Regions from separate parts of the Homo sapiens genome. Here region 1 is linked to region 2. A link is a loop called in an ENCODE intact Hi-C map of the cell type or tissue named here. Cell type or tissue: PC-9. All regions are shown on one strand.

The links. Peaks named below come from ENCODE experiments on the same cell type or tissue, not always from the same donor. Only the 100,000 strongest peaks of a DNase experiment are listed, where the experiment ranks them.
Region 1: it touches region 2 in a loop (2.0-fold over the local background); 1 of 110 quality-filtered maps calls a loop at or near these places.

What each region holds. Positions count from the first base shown.
Region 1 is chr4:164,300,840-164,308,839 of GRCh38, reverse strand. All of the region lies in intron 1 of MARCHF1 (membrane associated ring-CH-type finger 1), which reads left to right. Among named protein-coding and RNA genes, the nearest start is that of MARCHF1, 79 kb to the left of the region's middle. In PC-9, no CTCF peak of the experiment used is centred here; no DNase peak of the experiment used is centred here; H3K27ac peaks cover 758 bases.
Region 2 is chr4:164,200,081-164,208,080 of GRCh38, reverse strand. All of the region lies in intron 1 of MARCHF1 (membrane associated ring-CH-type finger 1), which reads left to right. Among named protein-coding and RNA genes, the nearest start is that of MARCHF1, 180 kb to the left of the region's middle. In PC-9, no CTCF peak of the experiment used is centred here; a DNase peak (open chromatin) is centred at 3,500; H3K27ac peaks cover 3,040 bases.

The DNA of each region.
Region 1 (8,000 bases), 100 kb before region 2:
TTTTTCTGCTTTTCTCCCTCCTCCCACCCTCCACCCTCAAGTGGGTTTGAGTATCTGTCGTTCCCCTCTTGTGTCCATGAATTCTCATCATTTAGCTCCCACTTATAAGTGAGAGTATGCATATACCCTCATTTTTCTCTAACATTGTTTCTTATCCTGTGTGATTATTTTAAGAGGTTTTCAAGTTCTAATTTTTAAAAGTTTTTAATTCTATAAATTATTTTTAATTTTGATATTTTTTACAAAAAGCATTTGTAATTATCTCCCACAATTAGTTGTGGTGTTCTGGAGCTTAAGTAAGCAGAGAACTGCAAGGAGTGCAAGGTGAGCTGATTTTCTAAGAAAATTATCTTACTGATGGAAAAAAAAAGGAAAATGATCTTGCTTACAGATCATAACTCCAGGGAGTGTGATTTAAAATCAATAGATCCCAACAACAATATGATTATTATCAGTTAATGATTTCTTTGTCCTAAAATCCAGAGAAGAAAATAGCAAATAGGTTATTTCCTACAAATGTTTGTTTTTAGTTCAATATAAGTATAATTTCTAAGGTAATGTTTGCTGGTATGTCTCACATTCAATGCTAGGTTTTAATGAAATATCAAGACCCTCTGAATTATGTACAAATCATAAATATTGTGATTTTTTTCCTAATTAGAATGAAACATATTACATCAACTTTAGTGGTTTTTGAAAGAATGCTTGATCTCATGGCTCTGGGTAAAAAGGCAAATTTTCTAGTTTTTCATTCCAGCCTCTCCCATACACTGGTCTATATTCATTAGTGTATAGTTAAGCCATCTGGCAGATATGAAAGATTCAGCGTAACTATAAGACAACTTTAAGATTTGGCGTGTTTAGTAGGCTCAAGGGGTAAATCATGTGAATGAAGACACATGATTTGAAAGCATTTACAGCACCACAGTTTTGAACACTTAAACATTAAGCTCATTATTCTTCTGGAAAGGAGGCAAAATAGGGGACTACAGCCATCTTATGGCTTACCTGGTCTTGTTACATTGTACAACTTGCATTATATATTTGTTTAATTTTGTTGTGCCTGTACTCTGTCTCCTAACTAACTGTAACACGAATTTAAGGCAGAAATTATTCCTTAAATTTATCTGTATCTTTAGCATTTGGCCCAGTCTCTTATGTAGAGGGTGACAATCCACAAGAGGAGCATTTTTGTTGTTGTTGAATTATTTGTAATTGGGATCTCTGTTCTTTGGCATGGCAAAAATGAAATGGCATTGAATTCAGGATTTCTCTTCCTTTTGCCCAGGGGGCTGGGGTGTGAGAGGTAAGCTGAGATAGCACAAGGATTACACAGGGTTGGGAAGAGACGAGCTTTGGGTTTTACTGGCCACTGGCCACATCTCCACCTATCAGCTATTGACACATCCATTGTTTTATTTCAGCCTCAGAAGAGTAAACAGGTTGCTGCTGTTTGGTCCCTCATTCTTGTGCTCAGAGTTCCAGCAGCTCCATCCTCTTTAATGCATCAGAAATGATTTGGCTACTCCCTTACTATGCTAGGCTGTAAGAAGCTCTGTAAAGCTTTGTAGGTAAATACTGAGGTTTTCCAAATTCCTTAGCACAAGTCTGTTTTCCCCTATTCTTTAGATTTATATATGTATCTGAGGGTCCTGTCCTTTGTACAGAAAATCTGTATCTAGTTGGGCAAGAAATGAGGTGTGGGTGGCAAGGAAGTGTAGTTTCTGCATCTCCTGTGTTCCCCCAATCTTAGATCTTTTGTTCAAGCAAGAGTTATATTTTTCCAGGCCTAGTGTTAAAGGTTTAAAGTAAATTTTAACTTTATATAGCTAAAAAATGAGAAGAAAATCATTACAGGCTAGAGGGCCACAGTGTAGGAAATATAGAAAATATGCATGTAATATTTCCAAATACATACTTAAGCATTTAAAATGAAATATGTAAGGAAGAGATGTCATTGATGATGATTAGTTTATGGCATGTTGAATATCTACCTTTTAATTAATATCTTTTGTATAAGAGGCTAAATTTATATCGTCTTTTTGATTTATTAATTATGGGCTCTCTTTTCCAGATCAGTGATAAATAAACACAAAAGAGCCAGTTTTTTAAAAATTTGCAACCTTTCTGTATGTGCGCTGAATCACATTAGGACCCTCATTTATCTTTTCTCCATCTTGTTTGTTTATCTTAGTTTTAGAAGGAATATCTCGCATTTTGTTACAGCAGATATAGATTATGATCTAAGATCAAGGAATTTCAGGGGAGGGCCTAAGAGGTAGGCTGAACTCACGTGACTACTAATAATTTTTTGAAACAAATCGTTTTACTGCAGTGAGGAAAAAATGATTCGAAGTTGAATTTTGAGCAAGAGGTTGATGATTATGATATGGCAAATATAGGGAAGAGTTTAGCAACAACAAAACAAGCCTTGACTTGTTTCTAACTTGGAGTGTGACCTTGATAGAAATGAGGTTGGTTGATTTTAGTGGATATTTTCTGAAGATTTCATAGAATTATATAATTCTAATAAAAGGTAAAGAATTTCAGCCAAGAAAAATGCTATTGATATTGATAAGTTGACTTACTTTTTAATGATTATAATTTTCCTGACATGTTAAGGAAAGGTGAACAAATCTGTGAACTATCATCCTTGAGAATGAGAGGTTTCCTGACGATGACAAATTCTGGGGAATTAACATTCCTAGCTATTTTTTTTCCATTTTATTCACAGATTTATTTCATGTATAAAGACAATATAATTTCACTTTAATATAGCTATTTGTAAATAAGACATATGTGCATTAGTGAGAATTATTCGTAACAATCAGTGACAACATCTTAAAAGTTCAAGGTGGTATCAATTATTTGAAGAGACTTTATTATTTAACATGCTGCGGTACTATTCTTTTGTGTGACTTTTCCCTTTAATTTTTAGTTGACATATAATAATTTTACATATTTTGGGGACACAGAGTGATATGTCAATACATGCGTACAATGTGTAATGACCAAATCAAGCTAATTAGCATATTCTTCGTCTGGAACATTTGTCATTTCTTTATGTTGTGATCATTCAAAATCTTCTCTTCTAGCTTTTTGAAAATACTGTGTGTTACTATAAAATTCTAGCTGCATGTGTAAAATATGCAGAAGTTTTCACTATTAGTCATTGGTAAGTAAAAATATTAAATGCAGTCTTTACAAAATAAACACTTCAAATAAATATTTTATTTTTTCTTAAAAAACACCAATTTACCAATCTTTGAAGAAAAGAATACTTACAAAAACTTAAGAGTTTTAGAATGAGACAGTGCCTCACTCTCAATCTCCTTATTTGGTCATGCTGTTAATTAGGACTCTGGTGTTCTGATTTCTAAAATAGCACTTTGCTGATTACATAATTCACTCCAGTTCATCTTTCAATTCTCTCCTGCATCTAATCTTTTACCCCACTCCTACTTCTTTAGAAGTTAGATTTAAGCTTAAATGCCCTTTATCTTGAACTCACTACTCAACAGTTAATCTTTCTCAAAATATTCTGCACTTTTATTTTATAGTACTTAGTAATTTGTAATTTCATATCTATACGTATGTTGCATTTATTTGGTTAGTATTTGTCTTTACAACTAGGATGCAATGCATTATAGGGTGGGGATTTTGCCATTTTGGGGGTCACTTTCCCATTTCACAGTACTAGTATGGTGTCTGACACATGGTACAATGCATTTATTTGCAATGAGTAAATAAAGGTGTGACTAGATGACTGAGTGGGTCCAGTATGGCCAAAGCAATGTGTTTGTGGTTTTTACAAATGATGTCAGAAACTTAGACTATGCCTTGCTCATGAATTTATTTGATGAAAACATTCAGATTCATCAAATATCTGAAAATCTAAAAGCAATTGTTCTAAAAAATAAATAAAACTTGAATGGTTTATTTACTATACTTCGCTTCCTTCTTCCCACAAGCAAAATAAGACCAAACAAACAAACGTAAAACCTCCTGTGGACTCTGTAGTGAAAAACACAGCCCTGGTATTTATGGGCATTTATAAAACTGTAGCATGTGAACACAATGGATACATCAGTAATGCAAAATTTTCATGTAGATATTTAAGTTACCAGAAAGCATTGAGAGGTTAAGGATCAAAGGTGTTTTCAGTGTTATTTGGGGAAATAACTTATTTCTTGTTACATGTCCTGCCACAATCTATTTCAAAATAAGGTATTTCTGCCAGAGCAACTCAACACTTGAAATTCGGGCTAGGTACCTCTAAGAATTTATATACTGTACATTCTTAGAAATGATCATTAAAGAATTCTGTGCCAGATCTGACCACTGCTGTAGTGCTATATTCTGACTCTAAATAGTTTCAAAATGAGTGCAGATATGAAGGAGTGGGAGGGAAATACACCAGGGGCTGTACATGACTTCTCATTTATTGCAAAATGCACTTGTAGTGAATGTAAAAGCTCTTAGCTTACTAGTTAGTAATATCCCGTTTACATTATTGGATTGATTTGCCTCTTTAGCATTTAATAGACTGTTGCTAGAGGCCTCACAGTTTGTGTTTTTCCCCTGTAACTTGTTCTGTGTTCATGGATTATCTTCAGGGACATATATACTTGTTTTTCTCCCTTTGGTTATAGCTAATCATGTAACATAGTTTCTGGCATCTCTTTGGCAATCTCCTGCTTATGATCTTAATTGCAAGCTTCTGTACTATTTCATGGCTTACAATCTTCCAATCTTTAAGGATTAATTTATAATTTGATTGTTTTCAAGAATGTGTTTTAGAAAGAAATAGCTTGCAGTAGTCTGTTTGGAAGGTATTGCATAGAGTATCAGCTTGATATCTTAAATGCATGCGGTAAATAGGGATAGGAAAGCTTTTATTTGGATTCATCACTCGGAGTGTCGATTACCCAATAATGCCCATAGGGGCTATAACTTCTCTTTCCTAATAGCAAATAAGAAAATAAAATGTCTCTTTATTTTGTTTCTCATGAAGTTTCACTTAAGATCCCTGAGCTGAAAGGTGTGTGTACGTGTGTTTGTGTGTGCACGCATGTGTGTATGTGTTGGGGAGGCGATGGGTGATTGGGGTGTGTGGGTGCAGTGGCTGTGGTAGGAAAGGTGTGGTTGAATAAGTTAAACCCCATGAGCTATATGACTAGTTAATATTAGTCCTTACAAAGTGACACAATAATGGCATGAGTATAATTTCATATAGAAATGAATGGTAATTTATTAACTCTGTAATTTATTTACTCTGTGCCAGGCACAGTGATAGTCTATGCACACAATCTCATTCATTCCTTATTTAATCCTGTGAAAGGATTATTTAATCCTATCAAAGGCTAGGGATAGGAAACTAAGCTCCGAAAAGTTAAATCACTTGTCCAAGCTAGTCCAATAGTTTAGCTTCCTTTCCTTTTGGTGCTTTTGCTAAGTGTTCTTCCCCACCACAAATGAGTTTTTCATTTCTTGAAAGGGAAATATGCACTCTTATGAGAAAAATCAATTTTCTTGCCTTTATTGCACTGGAATAAATCATAAAGTTTGGTCACAAATTATAAAGCAGAAAGAAGCCTTCCATGTTCCATAGGTCATAAGATTGGAAGAAGGAAAACAAAACCGAGCTGAGTAGCAGAAACTGTGGATGTTCACATATTGGCATGACTTATTCCAAACTAGAGGGAAACCGTGAACCATCCCAAGGAGCAGAAATAAAATTACAGACCCCAGTGTGAGCCTGTGGAAGTAATGGTGTCCAACCACTCCAGAAAGATGAACATCTATTAGTGATTTTTAAGTATCTGTTTTGGAAGTCTTATAATTGTAAACATGAAAATATACTTGTAATTATGTCTATCTGAACTCCCTCATCCTGCAGATAGAGTTTATTCTTTCTTCAGGCTTTAATAGCATGCGAAATAGAATATCTTTTTTTTTTTTTTTTTTTTTTAAGACAGTCTCTCACTCTGTCACCCAGGCTGGAGTGCAGTGACATGATCTCGGTTCACTGCAACCTCCACCTCCCAGGTTCAAGTGATTCTCATGCCTCAGCCTCCCGAGTAGCTGGGATTACAGGCATGGGCCACCATGCCCAGCTAATTTTTGTAGAGATGGGGTTTTGCCATGTTTGCCAGGTTTATCTTGAACTCCTGGCCTCAAGTTATCCACCTACCTCAGCCTCACAACATGCTGGGATTACAGGTGTTAGCCACAGTGCCCAACTGAAATTATTCTTTATAATATAATTTACAAACATTTAAAAAGTATTATTAGGCATTTTTCCCAGGCTTATGTTCTGTAACTGAAATTCTCAACCTTTCTCAACCTTTTAGTCATGACCCCGGGGTTAGTAAAGATTACCCTTTTCTTAAAAAAGAGGTTTGGAAAATTAAAATTTGTTTTAAGATTTTTAAACTACTAAATTATATTTTTAAATCAAGACATGTTAAAATTCCAATATACCACTTATAAATTTTACTTGTCATGTGTTGGAACAATGGAACAGTGTATTTATGTAGAAGTGTTTTATGAATCAGGTATAAAAAATAGCCCATAAGAAGCCCAATGTTTTGGGGTTCCCAGAGTGTCTTTGATAAGCTCTTTAGAAAGGGAGAAGAGGAGTTTTCTATTCTGCAGTGCTCAATTGGAAGTATCATCAGTCTCAATTATATATGTGACTTGAGGCTGGATTTTCCGTCACTACTTTCCAAAAGAGCCATTTAGGTTCTGAATGCCCATTGGTCAAACAGGATGTGCTCCTGCATATGTCAGCAATATGTCTCCTAATTCAGAGACTGATACGTCCATACTCCTCTCCTGGACTAACCTGTCCTCAGTGCCCTCTGCTCTTATCTCCTCCACAGTCCTAGCCAATCATTTGTCTTCTCTCTTAGGGCACCCTATGTCTTTCCCCCTTCTTCACAGCATTCCTCTGGCAATTAACTTTTCTCTTCCATACTTTGCTTTAATTCCTCTGTCAAAGTCAGCCAAATTCATGACCATTTCCAGCATTCGATCCTTTTAGAATGGTTTTCCATCCACTTTGATACACTCTTATTCCATTTGCTGTATATGATATGAACCATTGACATTCTTTTTTATTTTTCTGTCAGTTTTATTTTTTGACACTTTATCTGCTCACTCCCTAAATATATGAATTCAATAAATTTCTGACCTTGGCCTTTTTTATTGACTCAGCATTTTCTTCTTGGGTAATTTTGCCCACTCCCAAGGTTTAGCTAACAGTTTTGTGCTCATGATTCCCTAATGTACAAACCGAGCCCTATCCGCTCTCCTGAGCACCATAGTGAACTTTTTCTATTTGGTTGACATTTTAACTTCTTTTTCTTCCTGTAAAATTCAGTGTGTTTAGATCCAGACCTGCCTTCTTAAGACAGCCTTACAATTAGCCCGTGTTCCTTGTGTAAACTGATGGCTTCTTTAACCCAGGTTAGAAAACAAATAGGTAGGACCTCATTTCATTTTCTTCATTTGTCAATTTCTAGCAATCATATCTTCAAAACAGTTTATTTTTCCATCTCTACCTTTCAGTTTCTACTTAGCCATTGCCATAGCTTCTGCTATCATATCTGGTACTCCAATCTCTAATGCATTTTCTTCTTTAGAATTTTTTCACATAGTCATGGTAGCTATTACTCCTCTGTGAAACTTAAATGTCTCTCGTTTTCACCATATTAAATATATTAATTATGCATAAGGGCACTTTAAGATCTGGTGTTATCTTAATTTATAGTGTCTTTAAAAAAAATAGCATCTTTCCGAAGATCTTATGCTAGGCAACTAAACATGCTGTGTGTTTGTGTTTATGTGTTTCAGCATTTTCGTCTCTTCCCCCATCTACTCAGATCTTCCTTATCCTGTAATGATCAGTTTAAGTGTCGCCTCCTTTTTTGGTGCCACCCTGAATGAGACTGGGCAAATGGGTAAATTCTCCCGCTTTACCATTTGCATGTATTTGG
Region 2 (8,000 bases):
CTTGCCTAGAAAGCTCCTCTCTGAAACCTTTGCCTGGCAATTCCTATCATGAAAGCTCTACTTAAATATCCCTCATTCAGTGAGGTTTTTTGGTTTTTTTTCAACTTTTATTTTAAGTTCAGGGGTACATGTGCAGGTTTGTTACATAGGTAAACTTGTGCCACAGAGGTTTGTTGTACAGATTATTTCATCACAAGGTTATTAAGCCTAGTATCCATTAGTTATTTTTCCTGATCCTCTCCCTCCTCCCACTCTCCACCCTCCGAAAGGCCCCAGTGTGTGTTGATCCCCCTCTCCGTGACCATGTGTTCTCATCATTTAGCTCCCATACCTGGTCCCAAACCAACTCCAGTGCAACAGTGCACACAGTCTTCAGCAGGGAACCCCCGTTCCCCCTACAACTGCCTTGGCTTCGCTGCTGTGGTGAACACCAGCAGGGAGGCAGGCAGCCCTTCATCTGCTAGCTCTAGGCTGCAGCTGCCTCACCTCAGTCCCCCCAGCACAGTAGACTCCAAACCTTCAGTGAGGTTTTATCTCTTTCCGGCCCAGTCAAAACTGGTTTCTCTTTAATGTTTTCCTAATAAAATATGCTTTCCCTTTATTGAAACTATCACAATTTATATTTATACATTTATTGTTGTGGTGATTGGTTTAATACTGCCTGTTTTCTTCCCATCTGGATTCACTGCCGGTGCCTGTAACACAGTAGGCCTCCAAGAAATACTTGTCAAATGAATAAATGAATAAACTTAAAATGAAAAATTGAAAAAAGCTATTGAATGTATTGGCCCACAATGGATTAAACATTTCCAAATTGGCAGTGCTGTAACCAGGAGATCATGTTATACAGATGTATTAGGAAATAATGTTTTTATGCATTGTAAAACACAAAATAATGATGACTTATCTTGGTATATATTACTACTCTTCACTTCTTAATAATGGCTTCTATTACCCCTTCCTCACCTGCAAAAATATCAATGAGGAAAAGAACTTTCTATTGTTAAAAGAGTTTATACAATAAATGCTTAGAGCAGTGCCTACATCGTAGTAAATTCTCAGTCAATATCCCCTGTTACTATTATATCATCACTTTTATTTAGTATTTATGGTAAATTTTAATGATAAAATTAATACAATTTTTTTAGTATTATCATACTTGTTAATTATAATTTAAAACTTGGTTTTTCTCTACTGTTTACAGAGTTTTTTCCTTTGTTATTGATTTACAATTATTAAATAAAATTATTAAGTATAGTGACTAATTCCCAATATATATTTGAATATCTTATAGTTACGTAATAAGGAATCTTCAAAGGAGTGAGACCCCAATTCAAAGTTAGGTTTATAGTCTTTGAAAATAAAATATTCTTCCTTTTTTACTTGAAACAAAGGTGAATGTAGAGACTGTATTACAGTAAGTCAATGGACTGAAATTTTTTCCTCTTACCTTTTTAATTCTTAGTTTGATGTCTGATGTAACAAAGCACTTCCAAATTTTAGAAACTGAAGCTTCTTTTAATTTGTGTTTTAATGAACAAGTTTTTTGGAACAACTTTGGCCCATTCAATAAAAAAATTAAAAAATAGTAAAAAGCTTTAGTTTGGTTTGTGTATTATGAAATAAAATTTATTTATTTATTTATGACTGAGTTTTGCTGTTGTTGCCCAGGCTGGAGTACAATGGCATGACCTTGGCTCACTGCAACCTCCACCTCCTGGGTTCAAGAGATTCTCCTGCCTCAGCCTCCCGAGTAGCTGGGATTACGGGCAACTGCTATCGTGCCCGGCTAATTTTTGTATTTTTAGTAGAGACGGGATTTCGCCATGTTGGCCAGGCTGGTCTCGAACTCCTGACCTCAGGTGATCTGCCTGCCTGAGCCTCCCAAAGTGCTGGGATTGCAAGCATGAGCCACCGCGCCTGGCCAAAATAAAATTTATTATTTTTCATTTTCACTTTTTAACAAAGATAACTCGGGGATGGGATGTCATGTTACTTTTAGTCTTCAGAAGTAGAAATCTAAGAATACCAAATAGAATAGAATAGATTAATAGAGTGGGTCATTTACAATTTCAGGTATTTTTTGAATGTAGTTTTTGTTTCATATTATTAAAGCTGAGCCTATTATTAATGGTCATTGTTAATGCAGTTTGAGTTTAATTGTATACTGCTCAGAAGATATTACTGTGACGTATATCATTCTGAAAAATTTTATCAAATTGTTTAGTTCAGTTAGATTTTCCTTTCTTTGGCTACCTTACAAATTATTTTTCACTATTTTTTATGGTTGTAGAGATATAGTACTCTAGGTTAAATTAAATTCAAGAATAGTTAGAGAAATTTTTTTTTTTTAAATAGACAACTGTGGCTCAACCTTGGGTAGTAAGAGCAAAGAAATAACAAATATTTCAAATTTCTAGCAAGTATTTCAAAGAAAACAAACAGAAATTACATCTTCATACTATCACTAAATTGATAGAACCTATGTTGATTACTCATTTAGAACAATTTTGGTTATTTTAAATTAAATAGGAAACTTTAAAATCTTTCTTTTTCTTAGGCAATCAATTGAGGATGATGGACATGCCTGTTTCCTGTTAGTTTATTCCCCAGCAAAACTGTTTATAGTAGCGAGTTTGCGCTGGAGTTTCCAGAGTTCAAGCCCAGGTTCCACTATATGACTCTGGGCAACTTATCCTACATAAGCCTTATTTTAGTTTTTCAAATACAAGTGTCAATAGTGCCTATACTATTATGTTTTATAAACAGCAAATAAAATAAGTAAAGTTCTTTGCACAGTTTGAGGACATATTGACTGCTCAGTAAATACAAGCTCTCATCATTACTTAGTGGCAGAATGTGATCATTATACATAGATTGTTTTCTTTTCTGTCAATTACTAACAATGAAATGAATTCTTAGGTATCAGTCTTTTCTATGGGATTAAGAATAAAGTGTTTATATAGGATTAAAATAAGAATAGTAGATTTAAACTCAGTAAATCAAAGGAATGGATACAGTAAAACACTATATAAGAATTAAGACATTCTCTCAAAGAAAATGTTCACTGCATTTGGATCATTTTAGTTTAAAAATAATTGAATACTATTTTATTTAACTGTTTATACTAAAAGAAATTAGGTTTTTTGATTGTACAGAGACATCAAAATGCTGAAATGGCAAGAGAATTTAATGTTGTAATTGTAAAATTAAATATTTAATGCTCCCATTTAAGTTTACAAGGCCTTGAAGAAATTACCTTCTGATGAAGCTGAATAAGGCTGGAAGTGTCACTGCTGAGAAAATTCTCAGTACTTGGCTCTGAATTGTCTTTTGACACCTTCAGCATTACCTTTGACATTCTTTTCACAGCCTCAACCATTACCAGCTTCCTGATGCCTGTCATAGTATGCATTTTCAGGATTCCAGGGTTTCTGAATCAGAGGAGCTTCTTGCATATTTCATTAGGCACAAAGTTTTTCACACAAAATGGTTAGCTATAACTGGGTCATTGCTACTGAACAAAGAATGACACATTTAATGTCATTTTTCACTGGCAAAATATGTTCTGTACTTACAGTAAAATGTGACTCACACAATGTAAAAAGCTCATATTATTTTCCCTTTGCCTGGCTGTCTCAAAGAGCAAAAACTAAAGTCGTGATTTTTTAAAAATGGATTCTTTTGTGGAGGTACGTGTCCAAAATCTGAAGGAAAACATTACTCATCCAAAACAATTTTTGTAAGTGAAAAACAGTTTTTTTATTTGACTGCTCTTATATGTTGATTTCTAATATTTGTTCTACTTTTAACCATGTTCAAAATGGTGAACTATCAGTTTGTTGTTTTTTACTTTGATGAAATGACGTTAAATCTGAGAATTTTTGACGTTTGATGAGACTTCACGCCACGTACTTCAATTTAGCACCTATCTATCAACTATGCTTAGACAGAGAAACATAATCAAGCCTGTTTCTCATATATAGTAGGGAAAAAAGAAATCACATCCAAACATTTCTAATAGAGGGACTGGGTACTAGTAGAGTGATGCCCAGAACACTACAGTGAAGTCATAATTTTAGAATTACAAATGTAAATCAGATGTGTGAATACATATTTTTATTCCTTATAATTAAAGTTAACTTTTCTGTAGATCTGTTTTTAAACATGATAGTAGAATAAAACACATTTTACAATTGTAACCCAGTTACTTCCCATTTTTAGTTCAGTCTCAGCTTTTTTGTTTCTTTTACTTTCTTCTCAAGGTTACTTCACAATGATGTCTACTCTCAAGCGAGGGTGTTTTCCGTAGAGTCCAGATTGAAGGTCAGGCAAATCTCTACTATTTTCAAAGTCCTTCAGTGACGGATATATTATATGTCAACTTGGCTGGGGCATTGTGCCCATATTTGGTCAAACATTATTCTGGATGTTTCTATGAAGGTTTGTTTTGTTTTGTTTTTTTGGCACAGGGTGAGGGTAGTAAAATTAACATTGAAACAGCTGGACTTTGAGTAAAGCAGATTACCCTCCTTAATGTAGGTGGGTTTCATTCAATCATTTCAAGACTGCAATCGAACAAAAGACTATCTTCCATGGAGTAAGAAGGAACAAGACCAATAGACAGCCTTTAGACTTGAACTGCAACTCTTTGCTGAGTCTCCAGGCTGCCAGGCTACCCCATTAGATTTTCGATTTACCAATCCTCCACAATAGAATGAGCCAAATTAACAAAATAAGTTTCTCCCTCTCTCTATCTCTCTCTCTCTTTCTCCTACACAGCCACACACCCCTATCCCTCTCTTTCCTTCTTTCTCTTACCTGAATGTCCAATAAAATTGCTTCATTATTATACATCCTTCCTTCCCTGTGGTTAATATAAGCTGTTTGAGTCTGCCAATGTTTAAAATGTGATTTTTACAATAAAGCTCTAAAAATCCCATAAAACCTCAATGGGTGTCTGATTCTAGGCACTGAAATCCAGGGCTTTCATTACTATTGTCTATATCAAGGAGAGAGAGGGGGCGAACAGCTCCAAAATCAGAAACTCAATCTACTCTGTTATTTCTCTCTCTCTCTCTCTCTCTTTCTCCCTTTCTCTGTGCTTGTACATATGTGTGTGTACATTTGTATGTGTTTCACCATTTTGGTTTAATGGTGGATGGATATAGGTCAAAAGGAACTAAGAGAGTAAACATTACATTGACTACCTCAAAATATTGTCCCACTACAGGGGTTACTATAGTTTGATAAGAAAATTCATGTTCCCAGTATCTTGAAGGATGCTTTTATGTTTTATGAAATGGCGTAAGCAAATAGTAGGAAATATTCGAGAACTATGACTACCATTGTGTAGATACAGCAGAAAGAACTAGCAAATTATAAAGCAGCAAGGCGTAGTGGGAAATCATGGACTTTAATCAAATCAAATTTGATTTAAATCCTGGTTTGAGTACTAGCTATGCCTTGAACAGGTTTCTGAAACAGCCTAAGCTTTGATTTTCTAACATATATAATGGGGATAATAACAAAATCTGCCTGATAAGGGTTTTTTTGAAAATTAACTTTTTACACATTCTAGTCTTTTAAAAATACAAATTATTTTATACCACTCTTCTGCTTTAAGTGTTTTATTTCCTTACCAACATACTCCATAACTTCTTCCTGCCTCTGCAACCATATTTCACGCCACTTTTGCCCCTTACACTCTAAGATACAGTCATATGGAACATTTTATGGTTCATAATATCTACTGCATTCTCTCACTTTTGGGTTTTGGTATAGATTATGTCCTCTGACTGGAACTCTCCCTCCACCATCTCCTTAGCTTAGACAATGCCTGTTCATCCTTCGAATCATCTAAATGTAATGACAGTTTCTTGGGCAAGCTTTCCTGATCTCTAAATCAAGGTCAGCTCCCTAAGCTCTTGGCTCCCGTACTGAAACTTTTTCTTATGTAACTCTCATAAACACATAGCATAATGTTTTGCATGTTTTTCTTCCCTATCAGTTGCAAGTTCCAGCAGAGCTGATATATTTTCATTTCATTCGCTACTATAGCCCTAGAGCCTGACATAGTTTCTGGCTGTGAATGCTCAATAAATATTTGTTTAATTGAGTAGAAACATAAAGTATCTATTTCATTGAAGGAAAGAATAATTAGCTACATTTTTCTTTTTCTTGCCTTAATATTTGAGGAATTTGCTTATATGTCATAATAAAAAAGTTAAAGCCTTATACATTATACTAAGGAATTTGGACATTAAATTCAAGCTAGCCTTTCTATAAACAAAATACTGAATTTCTGTCCCTAAATTTGTTCCTTCCCTATTCTTCCCCATTGAGATGACACCAAATCCCTCTAGCTGCTCAAACCAAGTACCCGTATGTTATTCTTAATTATCTCTTTACCTTGCTTCTCATATGCAATTTGTTAACAAGTCATCTTCAGTCTGTATCCATTATTCTCCCTTTCCAGACCACCAACATGTCTTGACTATACTGCTACAATAGCCTCCCAACTCTTGTCCTACTTAAAATTCATTGTAAAAAATCAGTCTTGGCCGGGCACGGTGGCTCACACCTATAATCCCAGCACTTTGGGAGTCCCAGGCGGGCGGGTCACGAGGTCAAGAGATGGAGACCATCATGGCCAACATGGTGAAACCCTGTCTCTACTATAAATACAAAAAAATTATCTGGGTGTGGTGGCACGTGCCTGTAGTCCCAACTACTAGGGAGGCTGAGGCAGGAGAATCGCTTGAACCTGGGAGGCGGAGGTTGCAGTGAGCCGAGATCGCACCATTGCACTCCAGCCTGGCAACAGAGCGAGACTCCATCCCAAAACAAAACAAAACAAAACAAAACAAAACCATGTAAAACATGTCTGTAAAACATGTCAGATTTCGTGTTCAGAAGTCTTACATGTCTTTTCATTATGCTAAGATAAAACCCAAATGCATTTTCTTGGTTTCTAAAGCCAAGAAAATAAGAGTTGCTTTCAGCAACCTTGTTTCTTCCGCCATGCTTTTCCCTAGCTCACTCTTTTTAGGCAAGTCGACCTGATTTTCTTTCTGTTAGTCTGTTTCTGCCTCGTGGTCTGGCTTTCTTTCTGTTAGTCTGTTTCCACCTCGTGGTCTTGGTCCTGGCTCTTCATTCTGCCTGGAATGCTCTCCACTCCAGATCCTTACTAGATCTTAGCTCAGTCATCACCCTCGCAGGAAGATCTTCCAACCATTCACCTGCATACACCTATGGCTGCTCCCTAGAGAACATCATTCTGTTTTCTTCACTTCCTAGCACTTATTGCTTTCTGAAATTATCTACTTTGATTGTTTATTTCTTTCTTTACTCTTACTAGGATACCTGGGTCATTAAAGGAGGGATATTTCTCTCTTATTTACTGTTATAAACTTAATGCTTAGGCTGTAGAAGTTATACAATATTTGAAGAATAAATCGTTAAATGTATAACATTTTTGAAGAAAGATAATTGTGGGATCCATTTAGTTTGCAAACATTTGATCTGTGTGTTAGACAGAAGGCCATGGTAAAGGACAAAGACATATTTTATAGGACTGTACCCTGAAAAATAAATAAACTTGAACCAGTTATACAAGACTTATGTGCAGGAAACAGGTACCAGTTATATTTAGAAATGGTAAATCACCTTCTAAGCATAACTCAGAGCACAATATATTAGAGGGTAGAGAGAGAAGTGCGTCTTAGATATTGGTAATCATATTAGGACTGACGCCATCCTTGATTTTTCTTCTGGGAAACAGCTCAAAATGACTATTTAATGTTTACAATGATATCTTGCATCTTGCCAGTAAATAATATAATAGACACTAGGAATCCAAATTGTAAGATGAACAAGTCTTTATAGAGGGAGAGCCAAATACACAATAAATAACACAAGGTGGTAAATGCAGTAATACAAACATACATACCATGCATAGGAGTGCAGAGAAGGTGTGCTTCTCCGAATGCAGTCACCCA